Linked DNA regions of Homo sapiens: region 1 is linked to region 2. Evidence: chromatin contacts called from ENCODE Hi-C or POLR2A ChIA-PET data. All regions are on one chromosome and are shown on one strand. The core of a region is the stretch at or near the end of the contact, and the rest is flanking DNA. Distances in the headings are between cores, read along the strand shown. Region 1 holds the start of CSDE1 (cold shock domain containing E1). Region 2 holds the start of WDR47 (WD repeat domain 47).

Region 1 (5,028 bases), core at 431-2,930, 5.7 Mb after region 2:
TATTTTAGTCCCAGGGCTAAAACGAAACAAAAAGAAGGCCAAATATTTATCTAAGTTTTATGACTCAGGTATATCCCTACTGAAGTATATAAAGCCCCTCCTTACCCACACCAAGGATATCCATTATTGGTTAGTACCAAAAGAAAACCAAGGTATGTATTATAGTGCTCCTCAATGCAATATCAAGAATGTTTGCCTTTAGTTACTCAAAATGAAAATTACTCAGCATTTTAGTATAGAGTAGCTTATATCTGTGGGCTATAATTTGAAACCTACATTCTAAAAAAGTAGGTTAGTAGCAGTGGCTGAGAACTGCCAGTTCATACCAGCCTGATGAAAATTTAAGCCTCTCAAAAAGATTTAACTACCACAGTGCCTTTGAGCATTCTCCCTCTCCGCCCTGTCTCCCAACTGTTTAAAGAGCGCCATATTCTTTTACTCATTTAAGGTGCAAAACACGAAAATTAACTTGCCCAACAACGTTCAGATATTCTTTGCAGATTCAAGCCTGTTTCAGGGAGCGTTCTCTGCTTCACCTGTGAGTTAAGCAAGACGGCCGCCATCTGGGTGTTTCTAAGGGAAAACCTTAAAGCAAAAGAACCTTGGCACTAAGATTTCGTATTGATAAAATAGCATGGCAAAAATTTGAAGCTGTCTCCGACGGGGGAACTCTAAAACATTCTACATAGAATGACGAAGCCAGGCCGTTCATTGCACAATGTGGGTGGGCCAGGCGCTGGCACCATGAGAACTACAGGAGGTGGAAGGGAGGACACTACTGAGCTTTCAGGGCGCACGCCCATTCCCCAAGATAGAGGGGTGGGAGCCACGTGCCTAAAAGATTAGGGACTGGTTCCCTTTCTCAAGACGCCGAAGGGGAGACAATGAGGGGAAGGTTGGGTGCTGAGACCCTGCTCTAGGTGACTGGAGTAACGATGTCAATTCCGCCACACTACTGTGCCAGATGTGGCTGGGGAAAGGTGTCTTTAAACACTTCCCCTAAGATATCTAGATGGAGCAGGGTCTCAGTCTATACACAAAGAAGGCGCCACTGCCGCACTGCGCTCTGGTACTGGTAGTCAGATTCCCAAGCAGGTAACGGCCAGGAAACTACAGGGTCCAGAGTCAAAGTAGGCCCCTCTTCTCGGTCTCAGGCTCTTCCAACCTCACACAAAGGACCGCGCCACCACCCCCTCGCCCCGCCCGCCGGGACATGTAGTTCCCGTTTCCCCAGACAAGCCGCAGATGGGGAAGCAGCCAGACTACAGATCCCAGCAGCCTCCGCGCCCGAGCCCCGCACCCTCTGCCTCCATCTTGGCTGCTGTCGGAGCCTCCATTTTCGCTCCCTCCCCCCACTTTAGTCACCACCACCACTACCACCACGCGCAGCCGGCTGGCCTCAACTCCTCGTTTCAGCTCTGCGACCTGACATGAGGCCCAGGCAGTTGAACGGGAGACGTATGAAAAAGCCCAGGGCAGGGAATCGGGGTGCATTCTTCCCCACCTAGAGCTCTACGAGTGCCCACCTTGACTCAGAAGGCTTCTCGTTAGCCTTGGTCTTATTCTCAGCCCTTCCCCTGGGTTTCTGCTACCCCCAGTTGGACCCTGAGGTCGTACTCACCCCAACAGCTCAGCGCCCCCTCTCCAGCGCCGCCATAAGCAGCACGGCCCGGTACGTAGGAATAAATCTCGCTTCTCTCGCGAGAGTTGCGGGCTCCGGGCGCGTGCACGAGAAGGGGCGGAGTGAAGCGTACTCTCAACACGCTTGCGCAGCAGGGCTAAGTGACGCCAAGCAGTTTGCTGCACTTAACCACAACCAACATGGTGGCTGCATTACATTACATTCCTTCTTGGGTGTGCTGCGGGAAGCAATCTCGGTGTTTACTGACTCCTCCTGGACACTAGGGGTGGCGGGTGGCTTTAGGCGTCTCTAGTCTTCGAGCGTTTGAATACGTTTTAGCCCACAATAATGGGGTAAACCTTGAAGGCCAACAATTCTGATGGCATATTCAGGAGTCATAAAAAATGATTTATCTTTTCCCAGCAAAAATCCGGAAGGACCTCACACTCGTTTCTTCTTATAGTGCAAGCATTCTTTCTTACGTCTACTGTTTTAGAGGAATTTCATTAGTATAGAGTCAGCTTTGTAGCAAGGTAATTTAGAAATCTAAATGAGACCTTTGTTTTCCACGAAAAACATTGCAACAGATGCACAAGAGTGAGCAAGGCTGCATAATCACTAAACAAAATGAAACAAATTCAGTCAACTGACCTTTCAAGTTACGAAAGATATTCCTGTTGTGTCAGGTAATCAAAGAGGGTGGATCAGTAATTAAAAGGTTGAAATAAGAGCAAAGAGATGATTCATCCAATGGGGGAAGAAGGAAGGAGAAAAATGGGTAATTATGACCACAGGAAGTTCAATGGATTATCCCCTGCCAGACAGTAGAGCATGCTCCTCTGGTGAGAGGAATGCTTTTCCCAGATTCAATGCTTCTGTTTTCACAGATTCACTGGCTCTCTCACTTGACAGTATTGGATAAATAATGAGCAGCCAGTCTTCTGAGAACTCTCCTACCCACTTTTTGCTTACAACACATTTATTTGACATGTTGTATGTGTAACCACTGGGAAGTATACAGTTGTAAAGAAAATCGGATATAGACTTGTCCTCAAGGAACTTTTAGTCTAGCATCATTGATGATCACAAAAACAAATCTAAACATACACATTGGAATAAGTGCAATGAAGGAAAGACAACCTTCAATTCAACCTCTTGAATTCTAAGAGGAGGCCGTGTCCCATTTCTGTTCAAAAATTTCCTCACCACCTTTGTTGCTGGTGTCCAGTCCCATGTATAACACCTCAAAACTGCCTTTTTGCTCTCTTTGATGCCTTCCCACGCTTTCCTAAGCACAAATATTTGCTTCATTTTCAATGCTTTCATAGCTCACTCTATTGTAATTATTAGTTTTTACTAGGTAGTAATACTCTAGCACAGAGCTTATGAAATTCATCTTTGCATCCCTGGTTGTTGACAGTGCCCGCTCTCAACAACTCTCAAAAGCTTGTTGAATAAATAGCACTGGACAACAGTATGATAAGTTGTTAGAAATTGGAATATATTTCTGGGAAACTACAGAATGTAAATTTTTTTTTTTTTCAGATGGAGTTCACTCGTGTTGCCTAGGCTGGAGTGCAATGGCATGATCTCAGCTCACTGCAACCTCCGCCTCCCGGGTTCAAGCAATTCTCCTGCCTCAGCCTCCTGAGTAGGTGGGATTACAGGCGTGCACCACCACACCCGGCTAATTTTTGTATTTTTGGTAGAGACAGGGTTTCACCATGTTGGCCAGGCTGGTCTCGAACTCCAGATGTCGTGATCCACCCGCCTCAGCCTCCCAAAGTGCTGGGATTACAGGCATGAGCCACCGCACCCGACCTAATTTTGTATTTTTAGTAGAGACAGAGTTTCTCCATGTTGGTCAGGCTGGTCTCCAACTCCTTACCTCAGGTGATCCGCCCACCTCGGCCTACCAAAGTGCTGGGATTGCAGGCATGAGCCACCACGCCTGGCCCAGAATGTAAATATTTCAAACCAGCTGTTTTGTTTAATTCACCCAGTTCTTAAATCGAGATCTCCCCTTCCTGCAATACAGCTGGTCTGTGTATTCTAATCTAATGTTATAGAGAAACTGTACCAGGCTCTTGCGCTAGATATGAGGTCATGTGAAACTAATTAGGTAATTAGGTAATTCTACTTTTAGTATACATTCTCAAATATCACAGCAATAGGAAATGTAAAAAAAAAAAAGTCTTACTAAATTATATCAATACAATTACTATTAATAAGGAAGGATAAAGCCTTGATTTCTACCATTACACATAGCTTCTGAAAACCTTCTTTAATTATATAATCATTTCATCATCATCATTCTGAATATATCCCAATTGTCTTTAAATTCCTTTAAATTCCTCCTTGTTCCAAAATTAATATCAATTTACATTTAACACAAAATGCAGTCTGTATAAACCGAGAAATATACATTTTAGCTTCTAATGCATTAAAGAAAGTAACAGGTGGAACAATTTGATATAAATCACAAGTTAAAATGATTTACTGTTTCTACAAGTAAAACCCACAAACAGAAGTAGGTTTCATTATTAGATCACTACATAATGATTTTTTTCAGATGAATTTTGAAGTCAAATCAAAAACTGAAAAAATGTGGTTATCTTTTTATGTTTTTTTTTAAATTAAATCAGAAACTTGTTAAATCACTTTGGAAAACCATCTCCTATGCAACAGGGTGACATGGATTTTGGGAAGATAGTCTGTTAAGGAACCATCAGAAAAAAATTTGAGAAATTATTTTTAGTTATTCATCATATTTAGTTTTCTACTCTGAAAAACTTAGACAATGAAATTGATAATGATTGTGTGCTTTTTTTCCCTCTACAATCATCAATAAGTACATTATCTCTGAAGTCTACTTTAGAATCAAAAGTAAGCATTTCTTACAGTTTGTAAGGTTTTCTTGAGCAGCGGTGGGTGAGATTTTTGTCATTTCTCTGTCGAATGAGAAAAATTAGGTCAATATAGAGCTTTTTTAAAAAAATTAAATAAGGCTAAATTTATTCCAGATTTTAAGAGTTGTTTTTATTCTGACATGTCCTCCCTGTTTAGGGAAACTAAAGAGGATCTTCTTTTATAAAATTATGATAGGCTGGGCACGGTGGCTCACAACTGTAATCCCAGACTTTAGAAGCCAAGGTGGGAGGATCGCTTGAGCTCAGGAGTTCCGGACCAGACTGGGCAATGTAGCGAAACCCCGTCTTTACAAAAAAATTGAAAATTAGCCAGGCATGGTGATGCATGTGTGGTCCCAGCTACTCAGCAGGCTGAGATGGGAAGACTGCTTAAGCCTGGGAGGTCATGGCTGCAGTGAGCCATAATCGTGCTATTGCACTTCAGCCTGGGCAACAGAATGAGACAAGGTCTTAAAAAATATTTCATTAAATAAGATA
Region 2 (5,035 bases), core at 1,099-3,598:
AGGGTCAGGCACGGTGGCTCAAGCTTGTAATCCCAACATTGCGAGCCCAAGGCGGGTGGATCACCTGAGGCTAGGAGTTCGAGACCAGCCTAGCCAACATGGTGAAACCCCATCTCTACTAAAAATACAAAAAGTAGCCGGGCGTGGTGGCAGGCACCTGTAATCCCAGCTACTTGGGAGGCTGAGGCAGGAGAATCGCTTGAACCCAGGAGGCAGAGGCTGCAGTGAGCCGAGATCATGCCACTGAACTCCAGCCTGGATGACAGAGTGAGACTCCGTCTCAAAAAAAAAAAAAAAAAAAAAAGGTAATCAACAGATGCCTTCCAAAGTGCTTTCAACTCAAAGCCCATTCTCAGACTAAAACAATAGCAAGCATCACCATTTTACAGAATGAGAAATCAGTCAATGTTAAGCTTAGCAGCTCTTACAAGAATGCAATCAGTAGCAAAAGAAAGCTTAAATACAGGTAATCTGATTTTTCAGCTTACTGATCTACTAAGGAAAACTGCACATCTTTTCATAACTAAAGCGTTTCTGAAACTGCAGCATACATTAAGCATTTCATATGCCGCCCATTAAATAACTAATATATTCTATTTCACAAACAGGAAAAGAGGTTGAACACCATTATGTAAGTAGTAACATAGGATAGTACCCCTGTTCTCTTATGACACATTCTTAACAGTACTGGTTTTTAAGGCGAGGGAGAAAAGAACCAGGAAGTGGACCAGTGGGAGATAAACACAGGTTAAAATCCCGTCCAAAAAAAAAAAAAAATTTACATCTTCATAATGGCATCCAAATTCAAGTGTTTGGGTTTTGGCTTTTTTACCTAACAATATACTGTTGTGACTTGACTTTTCCATTACCGTGTAATAATGTTTCTTTCCTATTGGAAGCAATCTCTCCTAATCTCCCAAACCTAAAGTAGAATTATTCATTTCATCTTCTTCCTAAATGAGACCTCGACAATATGCCATATAAAGGAAAATGGGCTCTTAGGCGTTTCTCCTTCTTAGTAAAATGCCAATGCAACATATGCCAACACTGGAGACAAAAAAATTCTACTTGAATTTACTGTGAAAAAAAGATTTATAGCATTTTTTAAACCTACATGTTCATTTCTGTGCCATTAACTTTTTGAGGCATTCTACAGAGTCTCCAACAAAGAGAGAAATAAGTATTAGGATCACAACCTACGAATCTGGGTGGAACAAAGACTTCTCCTTTCATTATGCAGAGAAAACCAAGTTGCCAAAAAAAAAAAACGGTCCCCTCAGATACCATGCACGGTTACTAACTGCACGTCTGGGTACAGAGAAGGAAAAATCATCTGGTCAAAAGCCCAAATGCCGCCCCGGCCTACCCTCGCCCCCCGCCCCCGCCCCCTTTGCCCATGGCCTCGCCCCAGAGCTAGAGTTCCAATATTTTTCTCCCCAATAAAGGGAAGCGGTTTAACCCTTTGAGTTCCACAACCTTGCGTTCTTCTACGCAGGCGCCCCTCCAGCGCAATCCCAGTTCTAAATCGAGTCGCTGCCCCTTTCCGCGACCACACCCAGATCCCCAAAGGCCTGCTCCCATCCCGACCATTGATGTGAGAAAGGCCAAAACCGGCCCCAGCGGGGCTCCCAGCCCCGCCGCTCCCTCTCTTCCTCCGGGCCAAGGCGTGCCCAGAAAGGGACGCGAGCGCGCCCCTCAGTTCTCGCACGGGCTCGACCAAGGGGCGAGGAAGGAAGAATCGGCGCAGCGGCGAGATGGGCACGAACCTCGCGCTCACTTGCTGCTCAGTGCCAGGGCGAGGGGCGTCGCTCTGCCCCCAGAATCCAACTGGTAATGTGGGAAAGGTGTGGTCCAGGACCGGTGACCTCGAACCGGGGCCCAGCAGTTCGCAGATCCTCACCCCGCGATGCTGGGGCCTCACCCACGACCCCAGCCCCCTCCCAGTCGGCACCCAAGCCCACTAAAGACCCCTCTCCGGGGCCGCAAACACAGTCCTCGGGGCCGCCCGGTCGGAGCCGTGTCAGGTGGTGACAGGAGGCGACGGGTGACCATGGCAACCCGAGGTGTGCAGCGGACCGACCCAGCCTCCGACTCCCGGAGTCACCCACCTGAGGGCTCCAGGGCAAGCCCGGAGGAGCGGCGGAGGAGAACGCGGCTGGGAGGCCGGCGGCCAGGGCCCCGAAGCGGCCGGCTCCGGGCTGCGGCAGGAGCACGACGGCGGCGGTCTGGGTTTGGCGTCGGTCCTCCCTCCTACCGCCCGCGCGTCAATCCATCAGTTCGTCAATCCGTCCTTCTCACGTCCGCCCCTCCCGGCCCAGCGACTCCTCAGCTCAGCCTCTTGCAGACTGCGGTTGTCAAGTGCCGGGGAGCCGAGCTCTACCCGCGAGCGGCAGCCAATCGCCGCGCTTCCCCGAGGCGCCTCAGGACCCCGCCGCGCGGGGCGGCCAGGCAGGTGCCTGAGCCGAAGGGCGAGTCGGCGGGGCGGGGCGGGGCGGGGAGGGGCGTGGAGGGGCGGGCCCAAAGCTGGGGCGGGGAGGGGCGGGGCGGACCAAAGCCTGGGCGGGGCGGACCAAAGCCTGGGCGGGGCGGGCGGGGGTCGGGCTTGGAGGGACCGGCTAGGGGCCCGGGGGAGTAGCAGAACGGGTGCGGCAATAGCGTGAGACTGGTGGCAGGGACGTAGACCCTTAGCTGGCCGGTGACCCCATGTCCCAAAATAGCACGAACAGGATTGTCGCCTGCAAATGGAGAAGACTGCGCATTAGGATTGACTCTTCATACTCCTCCCCGATAATTAATAAAGGTTAATGAAATTAATGTTGCCTTCTACCCTTCTTTCGCTGCTTTCCTAGGTCCCACTTCGTCCCAGAAAACTCCAGTAGTTTGTTTGTCCCCTTCCTGGTTTCTCATTTTGCAAAGCTGATCTGCCTTGAAAGCATTTTTCAGTTACTTAACATTTAATATGTTCAGGTTTTGTCTACTCCTGTTGGTTGTAAGCCCCTTATTCCACAAATATACGTGATGTTCAACCGAGCTTAATTAAGCATCCAGGAAGTATAACCATAAGGAAGAATACAATTACACAAACCTGTAAGAACATCATTCTCGGCCAGGCGCGGTGGCTCACGCCTGCAATTCCAGCACTTTAGGAGGCCGAGGCGGGCGGATCACCTGAGGTCAGGAGTTTGAGACCAGCCTGGCCAACATGGTGAAACCCCGTCTCTACTAAAAATACAAAAATTAGCCGGGTGTGCTGGCAAGCCTCCTGTAATCACAGCTACTTGGTAGGCTGAGGCAGGAGAATCGCTTCAACCTGGGAGACGGAGGTTGCAGTGAGCCGAGATCATGCCACTGCACTCCGGCCTGGGTGACAGAGCGAGAGACTCCGTCTCACAGAAAAAAGAACATCATCCTCACAGAGGCGAAAGTCCAGAGTGAGCTGGACCTCCCAAAAGGGGAAAATGGGGTAACAGTCTGGTAAAGAGAATAAACATCAAAAATATTTCTGGCACTCCCATGCTTATTGCAGTACTATTCACAATAGCCAAAATATAGAATCAACCTATGTCAATCAACAGACAAATGGATAAAGAAAATGTGGTACATATACACAATGCAATCTTTTTTTTTTTTTTTTTTTTTTGAGACGGAGTCTCGCTCTGTCGCCCAGGCTGGAGTGCAGTGGCGCCATCTCGACTCACTGCAAACTCCGCCTCCCGGGTTCACGCCATTCTCCTGCCTCAGCCTCCCGCGTAGCTGGGACTACAGGCGCCCGCCACCAGGTCCGGCTAATTTTTTTTTTTTTTTTTGTATTTTTATTAGAAACGGGGTTTCACCGTGTTAGCCAGGATGGTCTTGATCTCCTGACCTCGTGATCCACCCGCCTCGGCCTCCCAAAGTGCTGGGATTACAGGCGTGAGCCACCGCGCCCGGCCACACAATACAATCTTATTCACCCATTAAGAAAGAATGAAATCCTGTCATTTGCAGCAACATGGATGGGACGGGAGGACATTATGTTAAGTGAAACAAGACAAGCACAAAAAGACAAATATTGCACGTTCTCACACATATGTGGGAACTAAAAGAATTGATCTCGTGGAGGTAGTGAATAGAATGGTGGTTACCAGAGGCTAGAAAGTGTAGTGGAGGGCAAAGGGGGGATAAAGAGGTTAATGGGTACAAAAATACAGTTATGTAGCAGGAATAAATTCTAGTGCTCAATAGCATAATTGGGTGACTATAGTTAACAATAATCTATTCTATATTTCCAAACAGCTAGAAGAGAAGATTCAGAATGTTCCCAACACAAAGAAATAGTAAATGGCAGGCCAAGCGTGGTGGCTTATGCCTGTAATCTCAGCACTTTGGGAGGCCGAGGCGGGCAGATCACGAGGTCAAGAGGTCAAGAGATCGAGACCATCCTGGCCAACATGGTGAAACCCTGTCTCTACTAAAAATACAAAAATTAGCCGAGTGTGGTGGTGTGCGCCTGTAGTCCCAGCTACTCGGGAGTCTGAGGCAGGAGAATCACTTGAACCCGGGAGGCGGAGGTTGCAGTGAGCCGAGATTGGGCCACTGCACTCCAGCCTGGTGACAGAGCGAGACCGCGTCTCAAAAAAAAAGAAAAGAAATAATAAATGGGTGGGCACAGTGGCTCATGCCTGAAATCCCAGCACTTTGGGAGGCTTAGGCCAGAGGCTCACATGAGGCCATGAGTTAGAGACTAGCCTAGGCAACATAGTGAGACTCCCTCTCTACAAAAACAAGAATAAAAAATTAGACACGGTGAGACACACCTGCAGTCCTAGCTACTTGAGAGGCTGAAGTGAGAAGATAGTTTGAGCTCAAAGTCCGAGGCTACCATGAGCTATAATCACACTACTGCACTCCAGCCTGGGTGACTGAGTAAGACCCTGTGTCTTAATAATAATAATGCATTTCTAAGGTGATGGATATCCCAATTACCCAGATTTGATCATTACACATTGTATTTACTCCAGAAATATCTACAACTATTATGTAACTATAAAAATTA

Evidence for each region. A loop is a pair of places that touch in the nucleus more often than their neighbours do. ChIA-PET counts read pairs that join two places held with the same protein, here RNA polymerase II (POLR2A). Pooled maps may share reads with other maps.
Region 1: a map of B cell shows a loop between it and region 2 (25-fold over the local background). The contact joins the promoter of CSDE1 here to the promoter of WDR47 in region 2. A Hi-C loop is called at or near these places in 1 of 168 maps with a recorded cell type or tissue (B cell) and 5 of 50 pooled maps. POLR2A ChIA-PET finds 5 or more read pairs at or near these places in 1 of 52 experiments (IMR-90).

Annotation. Positions count from the first base shown.
Region 1 is chr1:114,756,304-114,761,331 of GRCh38, forward strand. It overlaps CSDE1 (cold shock domain containing E1), which reads right to left and starts at 1,681. Exons shown (of 20, transcript NM_001007553.3): 1 at 1,622-1,681. RefSeq lists enhancers at 1,078-1,397, 1,233-2,226, 1,598-1,887.
Region 2 is chr1:109,039,754-109,044,788 of GRCh38, forward strand. WDR47 (WD repeat domain 47) reads right to left here and starts at 2,349. Exons shown (of 15, transcript NM_001142551.2): 1 at 2,109-2,349. RefSeq lists a silencer at 1,997-2,546.